3 separate regions of the Mus musculus genome follow, and all the other regions are linked to region 1. The links are chromatin loops, found by intact Hi-C in ENCODE. Cell type or tissue: heart. All regions are shown on one strand. Each heading gives the region's core, and the rest is flanking DNA. Links, peaks and the distances in the headings are about the cores only.

The links. Hi-C counts contacts between places; a loop is a spot of excess contacts. Peaks named below come from ENCODE experiments on the same cell type or tissue, not always from the same donor. Only the 100,000 strongest peaks of a DNase experiment are listed, where the experiment ranks them.
Region 2: a loop joins it to region 1, with 2.0 times the contacts of the local background. A loop is called at or near these places in 8 of 42 quality-filtered maps.
Region 3: a loop joins it to region 1, with 3 times the contacts of the local background. A loop is called at or near these places in 7 of 42 quality-filtered maps.

Annotation. Positions count from the first base shown.
Region 1 is chr3:79,069,160-79,075,567 of GRCm38, forward strand. It overlaps Rapgef2 (Rap guanine nucleotide exchange factor (GEF) 2), which reads right to left. Exons shown (of 24, transcript NM_001310536.2): 20 at 5,149-5,301; 21 at 831-1,056; 22 at 1-289. Among named protein-coding and RNA genes, the nearest start is that of Gm52609, 16 kb to the left of the region's middle. In heart, for the core only: no CTCF peak of the experiment used is centred there; a DNase peak (open chromatin) is centred at 2,642; H3K4me3 peaks cover 505 bases; H3K27ac peaks cover 727 bases.
Region 2 is chr3:79,588,268-79,594,675 of GRCm38, forward strand. Ppid (peptidylprolyl isomerase D (cyclophilin D)) reads left to right here and starts at 3,070. Exons shown (of 10, transcript NM_026352.4): 1 at 3,070-3,290; 2 at 5,343-5,483. The coding sequence starts at 3,206. In heart, for the core only: CTCF peaks have their summits at 3,134 and 3,337; a DNase peak (open chromatin) is centred at 3,124; H3K4me3 peaks cover 2,107 bases; H3K27ac peaks cover 1,730 bases.
Region 3 is chr3:78,956,081-78,962,488 of GRCm38, forward strand. No RefSeq gene overlaps it. Among named protein-coding and RNA genes, the nearest start is that of Gm23440, 21 kb to the right of the region's middle. In heart, for the core only: no CTCF peak of the experiment used is centred there; no DNase peak of the experiment used is centred there.

The DNA.
Region 1 (6,408 bases), core at 550-5,549:
CATCATTTGGTCCATATGGCCACCGGAGGCCCATATACTTGCAGCATCCCCTGAATAGTCAAAGTGAGTGTGCCCAAATGGCAGTGTTTCCCAGCTTCTCTGGTGCTGAATGGTCTGTATGTTGTCATGGGAACCACTTGAGCATGATGTCCAGCTCCCACGACCGCTGTCAGCAGCATCGAGGGAAGCACGGTCCCCTTGGTCATGGGAAAGCTCCTCTGTGCTAGGAGAAGAGATGACCGTCGCTGCGGCATACAGGCCTCGGCTTTCAGACACTGGGGCATACGACCTATCCAGCAAAACACAGGAAAGGAAGATGTGAGGCTGTTAAACAAACACCCTTGTGCTGATGACAAGCTCTTGGTTTGAAGTCTAGGCTGGCCTTCAACTCATGAACCTCTTCCTCAGCCTAAGTGTTAGGATGATAGACATGAGCTGCCATGCCTATACAAATCTTTCCCCTTAGAAAGGCAGCTTTCTTCCACCCTAGAGAGGAAGAAAGTACTCTTGAATGGGATCAGAGATCTGCCATATTGCTCATTCATCTTACAAAGCAAACATGGGGAGGGAAGGACAGCCTGCTACAAAGAAGGGGCACTTACACTTTCCTTACAAGGTTCAGGGTGGCAGAATATACTCTGGTTACCCATGGAAGGCAGATCAGACAGAGACTGGACTGTGTCTACTACTGCTGCAGTCTTCCTCCAGAAGAAGGAAGGCCACAAGGAGTAAACACATTACAAAAGCAGACTGCACAACAAAAATAGCACGGCACTTACTCACAGACCCACAGAGAGAGACAGGAAAGATCGCAAGGAACAGACGCTTACCCTAAGCTGTATTGATCAGGCTCCATCAGGGTCCGCCGCTCCATCCTGCCCACACCTAGGTTGCTCTCCACAATGCTGACAGAATGCCTCTGGCGCCGTTCATCATGCAGAGAGACTGGCACCGAGTCAAAAGAAGAATTGCTGACAATACTGGATCGTGAAGAAATCTCACTGTGACCTGAATCTGAGAAATTATCCACGGTGCCACTGAGAGCCAGTGCATAACCTGAGTGAGAAAGGTAAATGTAGTAGTTAGATATTTTAAGCTTCAAAAACTAAACAGGTCCACCAAATGGGCAAAAACTGTAAGTTGACAATGAAATGGGGGTTTATTCAAGAAGGTATAAATACCTGAAGACTAAGAGATTCAAATTTTACTCTAATAAAGTGTAAGTTACTTATTCAATGGTGAGAAAAGTATCTATTGTTACGCACTCTTGGTAAAGATGAAGAAACTATGACGTGTCTCAACTACTCTTGCTTCCTTAGCTACAAACACACTGCTTAGTAAAGACTCAGCTGAGAACAGCTCAATGACTGAGCACTTGTCTGGCTTGTCTGAGGCATCAATTGCAATCTTAGCAGAGTAAGACAACACAAACAAAACTGGAAGCAAAACCTCCCACAACCAAACTCCATCAAGAAGAACCCATCAGTTTTAGAAGTATGGACCCAACTCTCAAACTGCTGACAGCAAGTGTCTTATTTTCTTTTTTTATTTTTCAAGATAGGGTTTCTCTGTATAGCCCTGGCTGTTCTAGAACTGGCTCTGTAGACCATTGGACTCAGATCCACCTGCCTCTGCCTCCCTAGTGCTGGGATTAAAGGTGTGCGCCACTGTGCCTGTCTGAGTGTCTTACTTTCAACAGATGTCAACAGATGTTTTGACTTTTCGAGAATGTCACCAAAGTCCACTAGGAAGTAGCCACACATTCTTTAGAGTTTAAGTGGAGACACGAATACAAGGATAAGACACGAAGAAGGTACTTTTGGATTCCTGTCATCTATTTTCTCAACATTAATATTGTATTAGCTGAATGACCTACAAGATAGCTGTTTTGAAGGATGTAGCATGCATTTCCTCAGCCCTGCTCTGGCTCAATACATGTTCATTTCCTGTCCTGAGAGGCTTCTTTGAAAGTCACAAGGTTCAGGGGGAGGGGGAACTTGCTGTGACAATTTTATATATTTAAATGAAAAATCCCTCAATCTTTCTTAGCACTCAATTTTTAAATTTCCATCATAATATAAGGCTGATAAACAGACATAATCACGTACAATGTAAATTTCTCCTTTTAGCCCAGGTTGGGGTCTACTAATCTTTCTGTTGCAGCTACCTCAATGCTGGGGTTAGGGTTGCACTACCTCACCTATTATAGTGTAATTTTCCCAAAGCCACTTACAAAACAAAAACAACAACAACAAAACTGGAGAGCACCTGAAGGTTAAATTCTGTCCCGTCAGTCCACACGGACCCTGATCTATATTTATTTCAAAGGCTAAGCAGGTCTTGATAAGGTTTAACATGGTTATTTATGGTCTGTCTTTTTATAAATCACACTGCAAGTTCCAACAGGCAATCTCTCCTCACAAAGTTTGCCCCATGCCTGATGCCTGGAAGGGTTCTCCCATTTTCTTAGCTAACAAGTCAACTAGCTTTCCCAGCAGGCTTGGTTCTATAAGCCCCACCCATCCTAGAACTTCTGGGAACACTGTTATTCTTGCTCCTGTTCTCAGTTCAAACAGAAAACTGCCAGGAGCCAGCAGACCTTAGCTGACTTCCACTGCAAGAGGAACGAAAAGAACTCCCGCGCACTCAGTGAGCTCTGGAGCCGCTGCACACAGACATACAGGAAGCTATGGTTAGACTGACTCCGCTCTGCTGCTAAACTCTGTCAGGAAAACAATCTCCTTTACTACTGCTGGACCACACATGCAATCGAAAGGCCAGGGGAGGGACGGGGGAGGGAGGGGGGAGGGAGGGGGAGGGAGGGGGGAGGGAGGGAGGGGCAACACTGGAAACTGTGGAAAGAAATTACCAGCTACTTTAATCTGAAAGAATATCAACCTAAGAACAGATGCAGTCTCTTGAAAACAAGAAAGACAGTCAAGACTCGTATTTGTATCATGAAAAATAAGGAACATTAATTGTTCACATTTACAAGGCTTCTTTTATATATTACTGTGGCATAAATTTCTATTTAAGTAGAAAAAAATATAAAAACAATTCTCCCTACACTTACAATCAGTAAAAAAGGGGGGGTGTACATATATGGCAGGCAGGTGGTGGACACTGGGGAAATTGCAGTCAGGCTGTATATAAGAAAATAAATGAATGAATGAATGAATGAATGAATGAAACCTATTTTTAAAAGTTTGCCAGCAATGGTGGCACATGACTGTTAATCTAGGACTCAGGAGGCAGAGACAGGGGGATTGCTGCAAGTCTGGGGCCAGACTGTTCTATATACATGGTTAGTTCTGGACCAGGCGGAGCTCATAAGATTTTTTTTTCTTTTTAAATAAAAAAAAAAAAAACAAAAAACACAAAATATTTCCTACTCAAAAACCAAAGTTTTAAAAAGTTATATAAGTAAATGCTGTCTATATCTAAAAGAACTATCAGGGAGAGGGCTGAACTCAGTTAACTCAAGAGTATAGTGTGGCACAGTGAAGCCTGGACAGTTAACCAGAAAGGATGTCTGTGAGGAGTCAGAAACTGAGGGAGAACACCACTGACTGTGTGCCCACCTGTGCTGCCGCCTGCTCAAGCATCAACCAGAGTCAGCAGAACAAGGACCAAAGTGTGGCAAAGGACACCAGAAGACAGACTATGGGGACAACAGAAGTATGAAAAGGGACTTAGAAGCTGAGGCATCTTAGCACCCCATGCCAGCTACTGCTCAGAGCACTATCACAGCTGATCTTAAACTGTATTTTGGAGTCATGGTGACACCCATATCACAGTATTGCATAAAAAGACATGAAGATCAATGGAACAAAGGGGGGGGGTGCAGAAACAAACCTGAGTTTTGACAAAAGTGTTTAAAACATATGCCAGGGATGTGAAGGACAAAACAGACATTTTGGTGTCTCCATTTACAGAGAATGAAATTAGGTCCCCATCTCTCATCCTATGCAAAGGTATATCCCAAGTACATCAAAAACCTCAATTTAATTCCTAAAGTAATTAAACTGCTTGAGGAAACTAATTCAAGATATAGGTCCAGGCTAGTATTCAAATAGCACCCGAAACAGTTCCAAGAACTGACAAACGGGATTATCAACTTCCCATAACAATAAAAACTAGCCACTGAGTGAACACAGCCAACAGAATGGGAGACAACCTCTGCCAATTCTATCTCAGACAAGTGTTGATATCTAGACTACATATAAAACTGGAAAAATGAAGCACCTCAAACCACAATGGCCACCAATAAACAAGCCATTCGGCTGAAAAAAAAAGTCCTCAAAAGGAAGAAACACACAGACCAAGTAACAAGTTTAAATTCCAGCATTCTTAGCCATCAGGGAGATACCGAGGCACCACTGTCAGAACGTCATTGAGAAAACCAGTGAGAACAAAGGCTAGTGAGCGTGGGGGGAAGGAGGGTCCCTCTTCACGGCCCTGGGGAATGTCAACTGTGCAGTCACCATGAAAATCAGTGTAGAGGTTCCTTAATAAATTAAACCAGAATTATCAATAACCCAGCTATACTCCTCCTAGCAAATATGCATGACTCCAACCTACAGGATATATGCATATGCATATCTACTGGAGCTCCATCCACAGTGCCAAGGATACGAAAGGCTAGATGCCCAGCAGAGGGGTAGCCAAGGAAATACGGTGCACATACACACTGACGTTTAAATCAGCCATAAAGAAAAATAAAACTATGACAAAAATCAGGAAACGGATGGAATTAGAAAATACTATCCTTGGCGAGAAAACCGAAGTTCAGAAAGACAAATGAATGAGTATTTCTTCCAGTGTGTGGCCCCGATCCTCTAATCTCTAAGGCTCATGCCTGCGGTTTGGCTGTAAGAAAACAGATAATCCGTCTGTCCTTCCCTGCGCTGTCAGCAGTCTTTCTAGCACACTAGTTGTAACACTAGCACCTGTCTTTTGACAGTTAAGGGGAACCACAATGTTAAAACTAGCATCATCTTTCCAAATGTATAACCAGATGAGGAAAATCCACTGTCACATGCCATCAGATCCTTTGCATAGAGCAGTGAAACTTCCACAGTGAACCTCTGTGGGATCCTCTGGACTAATGTGTGGACCTGCGCAGGGACAGCAGTCAGTGAGCCCTACCTTTCCTTGGAGAGCTCTGAGGTGAGGTGGGGGGCGATGAGAGCTGAGAGGACGCATTTGATATTGTATCTTCTGCTTGCTTCCTGTGACGCTCCAAACTCCCTTCTTCAGACAAGGACAGGATTTTCTTCAAAGCTTGTGGAGAGTTTATGCCTATAAAAAAAAACCCCAAAAACCAAAATAATTCAGGGACCCATTTAGAGAATGAAAAGGACTAAGGGTGTGGCTCAGTGACAGACACTTGCCCAACACACACAGGCTTTCCTATAAACAAGCAAACAAAGAGTGAAGAAGGAAAGACTAAATAGCAAAAATCCTTTTTTTGTGTCAATATTCAGCATTGCCAGTTTCAATCTATTTCTGACCTAAATGATCTGCATGCTCTTCTGGTGTACGAAGCATGGGACAGTTTCTGACTGGTTATCCATCAGAGCACTTGAAACCCTGCTTTTGATGTGTTCCTTGGATGTGAACTCCAGCCATCATAGTTACTCAGCTGTGTCTTACTAAGCAACGGTGGGGAAAAAGCTAGAGAACTGGACGTTTGAATCAAAGATGAAGGCAGACATCCTATTTCAATTCCAGTTAAGCCTCAAGTCTGAGTTAGGAAAAAGACATTTCAGTATTTTGGGAAATGTTGGTCCTGAGGAAGAAGACCATGGATGGAGGGTGGGTGTTGGTGGGAGGAGGAGAGACAAAGTAAAGGGACTAGAGTTAACAGGAAGTTTCCGTGGTTACACGGAAAGTCAATGAAAGGGCTCTAAGGCAGCCATATCATTAATATTTGATGAAATAAAGGGAGGGAGAAGAAGGCAGGAGACAGCTAGTCTTCTGTGGAGTTACTCCAGAGCCCAGGAGAGGTTTCTGAAGGGGTGGGTGGAGCCAGCACCAACATAGGAGCACAGAAGGAAGATGGAGGAAACTGAATCCCATGACAATACAGTGAAATAAGGAAGTCGCATTAGAAATGCTTTACAGATTCATTATTTTCAAGCTGCTTTTGAACAATCAAGACATTTCTGGAAAGGCATAGTAGCCTAAAACTATCTTGAGTCAGGGCTGGTTTTAATGGTCATAGACTTAATAGACCCATTAGAAAGGAGCTGACAGAATCTAACCCTTCAATGATCCTCTATTAGGCTTGACACTGTTTTATTTTTGCTTGTTTTGAAACAGGGTCTCACATATCTCAGGCTGGCCTGGAACTTTCTATGTAGCTGAGGATGACCGAGCACTTCTGATCCTCCTACCTCCACATAC
Region 2 (6,408 bases), core at 930-5,929, 520 kb after region 1:
ACCCTCTTCTGGTATGTCTGAAGACAGCTACAGTGTACTTACATATAATAAATAAATAAATAAATCTTTTTAAAAAATGAACACAGAGTGCTCAGCTGTGGAGTGATATGCAATGAGAACTAAACAGAGACTGGGGCGGGATGTGTTAATATCACTATTCTGTGCTTAAGAAAAGCAGAAAGAACAAAATACGTATGGTAATGCCCTCAGACAGGGCCCCTCTGTCTAGGTGAAGCCAGATCCTCAGCCTTAGGAGACAGCTCTGCTCTGTCCTCGCTGAGATGTCAGAGCCCCAGTGACCTGCCTGAGCAAGCAGACAGTTGGCGGAGGCAGCAGGTTTGGAGAGGCTGGTCTTCTCAGTAGAGATCTGGTGTTCAGTAATTGCAGAGGCTGGATTCTTAGGGCCAAAGCTTTGGCCTCAGGGGTCAAGAGAGCTTGCTGCTCTTCCAAGAGGACTGGAGTTTGGCTCCTAGTACCTACATAAGCAGGATCACAACCACCTATAATGGTAGCTCAAGGGGAACCAATACCCTCTTCTGGTCCCTGTGGGTCTCTGAATTGACATACACAAACTCAGACACAAGCACATAATTAAAAAAAAAAGTTTGATTCTTCATTTGGTTTGGTTCTAGTAATACGAATTTCATAAAAAGCCACTTACTGTGGAAAAAATCCTAGGTAGCGGGAGAGTAACTTTTACATCAGTTTTCACACCCAGACACTTGTACAACAACAGAATCATCCTGTCCAGTTTCCTTCTTATGAGAATGGAGCCAGCATTCTCAGCTTGCCCCTAGCTTTTCTTCTCTCTCCTCCTTCTTGTGTTTCCTTTTAGGAGAGTTTTTCTACGCATTCCAGACTGCCCTCAGTGATTTCAAGTTAGTAGATTAGAACAACAGCAACGTGTGTGTGTGTGTGTGTGTGTGTATTGTCTGCATGTGTTTGTCTGGATGTGTGTATGAATGTAGAGGGCAGAGTTTGATATTGAGTATGGCAGGTCTCCATCTTATTTTTTGAGATAGGGTCTCTCCTTTAACTTCGAGCACATCGACTGGCCAATTTGCTCCAGGAATCATCTTCCTTAGCACTGGGACCACTGTGTGCCCACCCCACCCAGCCTTTGAGTGGGTGCCAGGGATCCGCCTGCATATTGAGTGAGACATCTTCTCAGACCCCTGAGCACACATTTTAATTAACTTTATCATTGTCATGTGCAAGACAAAATATAAATGACCAGTTTGCTGCCCGGACATGACCAGGATAGAAGATTCCAACTGCTTTGCTGATCTGAACTAATTACTTTCCTGTTGCTGTGATTAAATACCATGAACAAGGCAACTTACAGAAGAGCGAGCTTGTTTGGGTGTTTAGCTCCTGATACTCTTGCCTCTAGTGCGGAGATTATAGGTGCTGGGTACCAACTTGGGCTGGTTAATTTTTTTCCTGGGCTGGTTTATTTATTTATTTTTTAAAGGTAAGGTCTCGTTCTGTAGTACTGACTAACCTGGGACTATCCATCTTCCTGTTTCTACCTCATAAGTGCCACCTGGCCAGTCTTAACAATGTTTTACCTCCTTTTTTGTCTTTTTGGAGTGAGTGCCTCTTTACTTAGCCCAGGCTAACTTGAACTTTGGATTCTCCTGGCATGGAATCAACTACTGGCATAACAGGCCTATGCCAAAGCTACTCGTCCTAAATGTACTTTCTTATTCTTTTTTAAAAATTGCATATTTTCTTTATGTACACTTCAAAATGTTATCCCCTTTCCTGGCTTCTCACTCCCAGAAACTCCCTATCCCACCCCCTCCCCCTGCTTCTATGAGGGTGTTCCTCCACCCACCACTCACTCCCACCCTCAATTCCCCTACATTGGGGCATCTATCCAGCCTTCATAGGATCAAGAACCTCTCCTCCCATTGTTGCCTGACAAGGGCATTCTCTGCTATACATGTAGCCGGAGCTATGTGTACTCCTTGGTTGGTGGCTTAGTGCCTGAGAACTCTGTTGGTTGATATTGTTGTTCTTCCTATGGGGTTGCAAACCCCTTCAGCTCCTTCAATTCTTTCCTTAACTCCTCAATTGGGACCCCCAACCCCCTCAGTCCAATGGTTGACTGTGAGCATCCGCCTCTGTATTTGTAAGGCTCTGGCAGGGCCTCTATATACAGCTATATCAGGCTCCTGTCAGCAAGCATTTCTTGGCATCTACAATAGTGTCAGGATTTGGTGACTGTATATGGGATGAATCCTCAGGTGGGACAGTCTCTGGATGGCCACTTTTTAAATTCTTACTGGCATAGCTCAGGCTGGCCTGGAACTCACATAGATCGTCCTGCTTCTACCTCCTCAGTACTGAATAACCACATTCAACTTTAAGTTGTGTATTTTACACCAAGCCCATTAGAAAAAAAAAAAAAAGACAGACTATTATAGGATATCTAGTTTTAACAGAAGTCAAATAAATCCTCTTTTAGATTCTCAACATCAGCGCATTTGGAGCCTTTGCTTTAGACTGGGTCACTTACAACTTAACGGCCAAATGACAATAACATGGCAATAGTAACTGGACATCTGTTATTTATTAGAAGCCACATGTTTATGTCAGGCATTCTGATAAGTAATTTATGTCTTTAATTTCCAAAACGCCTTCCCTAGGTAGGTAGGCATTAAGAAAAAGAAGGCACCAATTAATTTATGTATGTGCGCTTCTGTGTGCATGCTACGACATACTCGTGGAGATCAGATGGCAACTGGGTGATAACATTCTTTCCTTTCACCTTACGGATCCTGGGGATCAGACTCAGGTCGTGCCGCCTAGCCACCATGTCTGCTCAGAGGAGGCATTTTTATCCCCATTTTACAGACGAGTAAACTAAGTTTCGTTGTAGTTACTGGCATTTCGTGGCAGAGTCGAGGCTAGGATGGTTTCCAAATTCTCCACCCAGCGATGCAGCAAACACCAGGGAACGGCGCACACACTAAAAAGAAACCGACGGCCACTACAGCCACCTAAAGAGAAGCATTAGGGGCCAGGCGCAGAAACCGGAAGGTGAAGGCGCCACCGGAAACCAGAGTACAGCTTCCGGCGGTGCGCAGGAAGTAACTCTTCCGCGCGTTGCCAGGTTATAACGTAGAGGGGCAGTAGAGTTTGCTCCGGTCTCGCGCACGAGGTGCTCGTGTCCCGCTGCCCAGTGCCCGCAGTGAAGATGTCCCACGCATCCCCGGCAGCCAAGCCCTCCAACTCCAAGAACCCGCGAGTCTTCTTTGACGTGGACATCGGCGGGGAGCGAGGTGAGCGGCGCGAACGGCTCAGCGGTTCCCTCGCCCGGGGCCTCCCTGCTGCGGTTCTCCTTGGCCCGCTGGCTGTTCGGCGGCTCGGGGCCTGGGATCCGGAGGGGGATAGCAGCCTAGGTCCCAGACGGAGCGAGCCCTGGCCTCCACGAGTCCAGATTGCGCCCTCTCCCTTCCGGTGGAAGTTTCTGGAAATTTCTACTTCTACTTTAGGGATCGTGGCGTCCCTATCGTTTGTCTCTTTTTGATCGCACTTCCCTGCAACCTTTGCATCACTACTTACTATAAAGTGAAATGATTTGACGAGTAGTGGTGGATAGTTCGGTATGCTTCCTGGATATGTGCCTGGGGGGCTCAAGACACGCCACGTGCCTCTTGGTACACGAACTACATTGGGAGCTACCAGATCATTTTCAAATTAGAGTGACTTTCGTGCTTAGTGCTTTTTCCTTATTACTGATTATAGTAGCAGTTTAAGTAGGCGATCGTTTGTGCTGTTTTGGCATCATGGAATTGAGCACTATGTCTGTATGGTTACCTAGGATTCAGAGCTAAGAAGCCCTAAGCCAGTGGCTTAACCGGTGGGTGGAGGAAACTCCTTGGAGGGTGGGTTGTTAAACGACCATTTCACCGAGTTGCATATCAGATATTTTCATTACTAATCGTAACAGTAGCAAACTTACAGTTATGATGAGGAACTATATTAAAGGGTGGAAGCATTAAGAAGGTTGAGAAACACTGTCATAAGCCCTCGTGTTGCTTTGTAACTCAATTGGGCTTTTCTGAAGCATGTTAGAGTTGTAGGCCAGACCTGCTGGGATGGGTACACACACGGGTATATATGCATTCACTTTGTTTTGTAACAGATTTTATTGTTAACTGTCTCTTGGATTCTTGAGAAGGGAACTGTTTCAGAGGTTACAAAAGGCAGTTTCCATAGAACACAGAGTGGACTATGTCTTCTGTTAGTTACTTAGCGATTAGAAATTCTGAGTGCAGGGCCCCTGAGATAGGTCAGCAGGTAAAGGTGTCTGCCACCAACCCTGAATCCCAGCGATTGTCCCATGATCTCCACACTACATGCCTCAGCCTCACACATAAAATAAAATTTTTTTAAAAATATTTTTTAAGGATTTATTTATGATTATATCTAAGTACACTGTAGCTGTCTTCAGATGCCTTCAGAAGAGGACATCAGATCTCATTTCAGATGGTTGTGAGCCACCATGTGGTTGCTGGGGTTTGAACTCAGGACCTTCGGAAGAGCAGTCAGTGCTCTTAACCACTGAGCCATCTCTCCAGCCCAGAATAAAAAAATTTAAAAGTCTGAATATTATTTAAGTGATTTAGGGTTTTAAATCCTTTGTACATTAAACCATGTTGTGCTTCCTAGGCAGCTAATCGCCTGGATGCTGTAATTAGTTATAATCTTGTGTTGTTTCAAGTTTAGATCTACGAAGCTTTCCTTAGACTAAATAGGAATCGTAGAAAAATGACAATGAGATGACAGTGACACGGATCTGACAGTTCCGTGTTTGGGCTTATTTTCAAGGGAGATGAAGTTTGTATGCATACCCGAGGCACTGCAGCGTTATTCACAGTAGCCAACACACACAGCACCAATCTAGTGTCTGTCAAAGCATGAGAACATACACCGTGCTGTATACACAGTAGAATATAACACTGGCCTTTAAAAGAGGGAAATCTTATTTATAACTTTGTAGTTAACTCTAGAGGATAGTATGGTGCATGAAATAACCTACAATAGGCTCTCACGTTTGTGGACTCTTTAAAAAGTTGAACTTAGAGAAGTAGCATGATAGGTACCATAGCCTGGGAAGATGGCAGTTAAAGGATGCACAATTTCATTTAAAGAGTGGTAAGCGCAGAAGATCTGTCCACAGCATTGTGACTCCAGTTAGTGACGTGGTTAAAGAGAACTGAATGACACGTTGGATGAGGTGTTAGCCACTGGTTGTGTAATTCGTTATCTCCGTTTGGTTTGCCTGTTCAGTTTGCACACTGACAAGATGTCCTTTTCTTTTCCTTCAGTTGGCCGAATTGTTTTAGAATTGTTTGCAGATATTGTTCCCAAAACTGCAGAAAATTTTCGTGCGTTGTGTACAGGAGAAAAAGGAACTGGGTCCACGACCGGGAAGCCTCTCCATTTTAAAGGATGCCCTTTCCACCGAAGTACGTATACAAACTTCCTCTGTCCAAATAGCTTGATATGTATATTAGTCCTGCTCTTAAGAAGGGACGGCGAGTGTTAATTTCTTTTTTTCTTTTTTTGAGACAGGGTTTCTCTGTAGCCCTGGCTGTCCTGGAACTCACTTTGTCCACCAGGCTGGGATTAAACTCAGAAGTCCGCCTGCCTCTGCCCCCCAAGTACTGGGGTTAAAGGCGTGGGCCACCACGCCCAGCTCAGAGTGTTAATTTCTTGAAGGATACTTAGACAAAGTGGTAGCTCAGTGTCATAAGGGCTTGGTGGTATGCCGTAGGATTGATGGTCGGAGTGGACTATAGTTTATCTCATATCATCTGTCTTGTAACTCTCTTCTTCAAACCATTTCATTGGTAAAGAAAAGGCATGGCAGATAAATAAGCTGATTTTAGGTCATTTGACAGGCTGGGCAGAATGTTTGAGAAGTATTTGACATTTGGTGTCCAGAACACCTTGGTAATGTGTGATTAAACTATTACTTCATACAAATTACTTGTCTGCTATCCTAGGGGTCTGTGGGCTCAGCGGAGCTCGGGAGCCACACACACTCACCATTCTGTTTTCTCAGCTAATGACAGTCTAAGTAAGCACAGTAAATATGTCTGAATAAACAAGTACGTGACAGTGTCAGCAACTTTCCTGTATTGCAGGGGAGTGAACCCAGGGTGTCACTATACCCTGATTTACACACCTAGTCCGCTGGTTCGGTTTTCTTAAAAATACTGTTAAGAAAAATGAGCCAAGTGTTGATTGTGCACACCTTTAATCCTGGCACTCAGAAGGCAGAGGCAGATGGATCTCTTGAGTTCCAAGACAGCCAGGACTGTTACACAGAGAAACCCTGTTTTGAAAAACACCAAAAAAAAAAAAAAAAAGAGAGAGAGAGAGAGAGAA
Region 3 (6,408 bases), core at 674-5,673, 110 kb before region 1:
ACATTTTGAATACTAATCACTTATGAGATGTATAGCTTACAACTATCTTCTCACACTCCTTGTCTCTTCACCTTATGACTTATTTACTATATGAGCTTTCCAGCTTGATACAATACAATGGTCGGCTCTACACTGCCTAGATCAATGGCACAGTTCCACTCTATCTTAGTTACGGTTTCTATTGGAAAACACCATGACCAAAAGCAACTTGGGAGGAAAGGGTTTATTTTACCTTACAGCTTGTAATTCATCATCCAGGAATATCTGGGCAGGAATCTGGAGTCAGGAGCTGATGCAGAGAAATGGGAAATGCCGCCCACTGGATTGCTCCTATGGTTTGCTCAGCCTGAGTTTTTTTATAACACCCAGGACCACCAGCCCAGAGGTAGCACCACCCACAATGGACAGCGTTCTTCCACATTGTCACTGATTTTCAAATGTCCTACAGACAGCCTGTCTTCTAGTTTTTGTGGTTTCAAATCTATATTGATATTTTAATTATTCTGAGTTAATTTTTGTTAGCAGCATAAAGATCCTACTTCATCCTTCTACATACAGTTCCCCAGTTTCCCAATCCCGCCCTTACTGAAGAGACTCATTCCATCTAACTACTTCAAAGGTCCTCGGAGGGTGGCACTGATCTATGTGTCTGTCTGTATGACGGCAGCACTCAGTCTTCATTACACAGACTTCATATTTTGAAACCAATGAGCATGAAATCGCCAGCTTTGTTCTTTTTGTTCAAAAACAAAACAACTCTGGCCCTTTTGGGACTCCATACAAGTTTTGGTATTGTTTTTCTTATGTCTAGGAGACGATGTTGGGATTTTAATAGATTGTGTTGAATTTGTAGATCACTCTGGGTAGGCAATATCCGTCCTTTAAAGCTGTGGACATAGAATAACTCTCTTATTTTCTCATTGGTGCCTTATGACCTCGGACACAAAGTTCTGACTAACTTTATCCCTAAACATTTCACTAATTTATTTACTTGTTTATTTTGCTATTATTAACGGAGATATTTTTCTTTCCTTCTCAGCTTATTATCAATGAATAAAAATTCCACTGATTTTTGTACCCTACAAATTTCCTGGGTTAGGTAATTTATGTTTTCCAGTTTTTTCATGGGGACTTCTACACATAAGATTGTGCCCTCATTAAACAACTTAACTTCCTCCTTTCCTTTTTACCTTTCATCTCTTTCCTAATTGGTCTACCTAGAACTTTTAGTACTGTTTTGAGAAGGGGGACAGTGGGCATCTTCACTTTGTCCCTTTTCTTAGTTCCTATAAGGCTGTTTAGGGCTTGTTGCTGAGCTGGGGGAGGTCTTTATATATTCCTAGTTCTCAATGCCGATAAGAATTCTGTTTGCAAATCCTGTCTTCCACCCATGATTACCTTGATACTCTGTTTATAATATTTTCTGGTGTGCATACATTTTCAATTTTAAGCCCAATTTACCTTACATCTTCTTCCATAATCATTCATAATTCCCCTGTCATGTTCTGGAAGTCACTGCTAAAACCAGCATCAAGGAATGAGCATATTGGTTGTACTGTGGTGAGCAGAACTCAAAGCCAATGGCAAAGGCTTTATCCCCATGGCTTTTTCCTAACTGTTTTATAGTTTCAAATTTTTGTCTCTGACTCATTACAACTTAATTTTTATATGTGATATAAAATAAAGGTTCATCTTTATGTGTGGATCTGTAACTATTTTCTCAACATCACTGTCATGGTTTGTATATGCTTGGCCCAGGGAGTGGCACTATTTGGAGGTGTGACCTCATTGGAGTAGGTGTGACCCTGTGGGTGTGGGCTTTAAGACCCTCATCCCAGCTTCCTAAAGCCAGTCTTCTCCTGTTTGCCTTTGTAACAAGACGTAGAACTCTCTGATCCACCTGTGTCAAGCCTGCCTGGACACTGCCATACTCCAGCCCTGATAATAATGGACTGAATCTCTGAACCTGTAAGCCAGCCCCAATTAAATGTTGTCCTTATAAGAGTTGCCTTGAACATGGTGTCTGTTCATAGCACTAAAACCCTAAGGCAATCACTTATTGAAAAGGTTGGGTTTTACACACTTACTAAGACTTTGACATGTTTTCTTAAGGCCCTGGTACTTTTGTTCCACTGTGATAAATTACAAGCAAGCTCCCTGCCCTTGCTTGCATGTCTTTACTCTGAAATTGCTAGTAGTGAATAAGGAAGCTGTTTTGACCTTCAAATGTCTCAAATTTGTGAACTTGGGTGGGTTATGCAGCTTTTTGGGACTCAGTTTTCTCATCTTGTAAATGGATAAGTGGCACCCATCTTGTATTTAGAGAATCACATTACAGAGTACATAATTAGTTGGGCTCAGTTCCTGACATTATCAGCTCCCATATGCTCAAGAAGCAATGAACCCCAGCCCTGCCCAGGCAGGGCCATAAGACAATCATACACTACAGAGCCTCCTTCTTGGACACAGGGAAATGCAACTGTAAAGACCAGGGATTAGTTTATATACTGCAGAAAAAAAATGTTTCTACAACCTTGCCCCTGACTTGTCTCATAGAAACTTAGTGTGACTCGCCCTCTCCCTGTCCCTTCAGCTCCTAAGTGACCCTGCATCAGTCCCAGAATGTATGAGAGGTTTGTTTGTTTGGGTTGGGGGGGAGTGGTGTTTGTTGTTTGTTTGTTTGTTTGTTTTGTTATCATTACTTGTACTCCACACCATCAAACAGCTTCCTGTTCATTGAGCCTTCGCTGTTTCACAAATACTAAACTCCAGAAACCAATGTCCTCTTGTGCATCTCAAGAACAGGCCTGGACACATGGTCTTGTAGATGGGGGGAACAACCCAGCATCCCTGGAGTCAACTTTATTTAAGGCAATTCAGACATTGCTGAGGCAGGGCAATGTCTCCTGTTGAACACTAGAGGGTAGTCTTTACCTTTCTGTGCAAAGTGCTTAGCCAGCAACCATGGATTTTCAAACCTGACATCACAGAGAAACACCATGCACATGCATGCCAAATCTACATCACTTACACAACAATTCTACACAACTAACATATATTTATATGTATCTGTGTGCAAGAAACAAACAATACCCATTAATACAAGCAAGCACAGAGATGTACAAACACACACATAGCCAAAGACATAAAAGTAAACACATTCTACAGACACTTAACTCACATCTGTACTCTGGGATGCTGTTTTTTACAACAAGGGACTGGAAGTCTGAGAGCTCATATATTCTGCATCATAATAGATCATAAAGTCAAGCCTCAAGTAAGACCGCATTGTTACAGAAACCATTATTACAGAAAAGCAAAATTATTACTTATCTTTATCCTAGCCATCTGAAGAGTACAACCAGCAAGCATGACTAATGCCAACATTAACAGACCAATAAATACATACTGGTTTTGCCAATGCAGTGTGAATTAAAGAGATGGTAGCAAATGAAACTCTAGTTTACACTTGAGCCCACTAAAAACAAAATTATATTTTCTTAACCAATGTTGTATAGCAGTGTCCTCTGAGGAAAAAACCCTACATCTTGGAGGAAAGCTTCTTAAGATATGAGATGCTTTCAAGGGAGAGAAACATTCTGTCCTGCAGATAAGCTTCTTGATCCAAGAAGTAAATAAGGTAAAGACTTCCAGGAAGTTCCTGAAACTGAACAGATTCACTGGCAGGTCTCTCATAAGCAGTAAGGATTGTTGAGAGACACTCTCGGAGAACCTGAGCTGCCTGGAAAGAGGCTCAGATCAGTTTATCTGCCTAAAAGAGACACTCCCCAGCCTGTTGAGCTGCCTGTAAGATGATCAGTGTTCCCCAGGTTTCTAGCTTTTGTGAGTGGTCACTCATGCTGGGCTGGGCTAGATGCAGCTTTGTTTACATCATTTCTGCTCCTATAAATAACCCTTTACCCATATTCCTATAACTAACATAAATAAAACCCACTGGCTCACCAAGCTGGACTTTGGTAGTATCCATATTTTGATATATCATCTGTTCCTTACCCATCATCAGTTCATGTCTCCCAGGAAAAGTGATATACAAAAACCAAAAATAATTTATGAGTACTTGAATGCAGATGGGGAAAGAAGACAGAACATTTTGCCTGTCCAGAGAATTGTCCAGAACACTTCTTTTAGGAACCCATCCACTTAGAATCCTCCTGCCTCTGCCTCTTCAGCGTATCCTATCAGTGGACCATCACAACGAGCAGAAACAAACAGCTCACAGTGGAGGCTCAGGGATATTTTGGAAGAACTAGCAGAGAGATTGTGAGACCAGAGAGTTTTCTCTGAGTGGTGTCTCCTAGGAATGAATGGCAGAAGCTCTGCCCATAAAATCCATCAATATGGCTGCCTAACCCTGAGCTGAACAAGAACCAAATCAACAGATAATGCCAAAGTAGATGGGGAAAGCCCAGAAGACCTCAACCCTACACAAAGTTCTACAGACAACTAAGGACCACTTGGAGTGGGAGAAACAGTCTTCCTCAGAGAGAGCACAATGATTGGTTGTTCAAATCCAAATCGCATTGAAAATGTACACAAATAATACCGAGTAGGATGTGCTTATTTATTTAAGTGAGGAGAGAGAGCTATTAATCAATTAATGGAGAATAGATGCCATGAGTTTGAAAGAGAGCAAGAAGGGGTGTGTGGGAGGGTTTGGAGGGAAGAAAGGGAAGGGAGAAAGATATGATGTAATATAGTTATATTATAATCTCAAAAAATAAAAGATAACATTACAAGCCTGACTTTCACCATAATGGCTGGTGTATAAACCAACCCAATATTCATGACACTTGGCGGTAGGCAGGAGATGTCCCTCTCCTCCCACTAAAGAAAGCAATTTTGATCCGAGACACCTGCGAACATGTTGTGCTACAGGGCAGAGGGGAATTGAGAAGCATGGCTAACATAGCAGTTGTCAGCCTTAAAGGTGGTAGATGACCCTGGAGTGCTGAGACAGGCTTAGGACCATCACAGTGTAACATAATTCAAACCTACAAGGAATAGAATGGAAGGTTTGATCTAGATAAGGATTGTGGTATTGAGCCCCTCTGTATTGGAACAGATCTGCTTAGTAGGGCTTCTCATGCAGACCTTAGACGGGCACAGGGGAGAAGCTAACTGGCAAGGAACATCCAGCACTCATGAAAACCTCAACTTGATTCCTAGTAAGGAAAAACAGTTCTTAGACCCCTTAAGGTCTTGAGCAACAAGGGAAGGAGCCTGGAATCAAAGACTGTCCAGAGAGCAAATGGGGCATGCCACAACACTGCAGCCCCTCACAGCTACTTCTCGATGGGAAAAGGCAGGGTTGTTCTCTGAAAGCTGAAACGAGCCCAAGATCTATCCCTTCGCTTCGTTCCTCATGCACTCATGTGTGCAGTATCGTATCTTGCTATTTTTCGAAATATGTGGAAAGAAGCCAAAGAATATTAAAGAGAATTCTGCAGAGAGGAAATGCAAAAGACTTTTACCCTTGGGGGGAAAAAATCCCTTGTGTGATGCAACCTTCCAAGATGACTCCATATTTCCTACATACATTTCTTGATGTATAGCACCTGAGTGTTGTCCTAGAGAATTCTCCCTAGAGAATGAGAACCAAGATTTGATGGGCTAGCCAGTCCCTTAATTAGGTCACATTGTAACACAGAGGTGGTAGGAAAGCCTGGCCTAGAGGCAGGGCTGTAACCTCTGCAATGGGGAGGCTGAGGAGAAAGACAGAAAGCTTGAGAGCTCAAGAAGAGCCTGGGCTACATAATCAGATGCTGTGTTTTAAACCCAAGTCTGGAAAGGTATGTCAGAGGTCGAGATTTACTGACATGCCCAAGCCTTACTCCCACCCTGCTCTAAACCAGAACCACGGAAGAAAGGATAATTGTTCTGTTGATCACTCTATGTCATTCAGGATTGCAGTTTATCAGACTGAGATAAGAGTCTCCCGTTGTCTTAGAGCACACACACTGCATGCTGTGTGGTACATGATACACATGTCAGTAAACGGTTACTGTTATGAAATATAAGGCAGGCGACAGGCAGGGGTAAGGGGGTACCTCGGAGACCCGTGCCAAGTTGTCCCCCGGAAAAGTCACAGCATGAGGCAGACCTGATATAAGGAGGTCTATTTGGGGAAGGGAGGAAAACGAGGGCCTGGAAAGGGGTTAGAAGCAGACAGAGCCACGATGCAGGGGGTTGGGGGGGAAGGTAGAGAGAGAGAGAGAGAGAGAGAGAGAGAGCGCTGGGGTAGCACTCAGTTCTCTTATATGCTGCCCAGGCCACCTGCACCTGTCAGTGGCACAGATGATGACACACTATTGCTAAGTCCCTGTTACTGAGTCCCTGGGAAGAGTTCAGCCGAATCACCTGCAAGCTAGCAGTTGCACCTTCTATAAG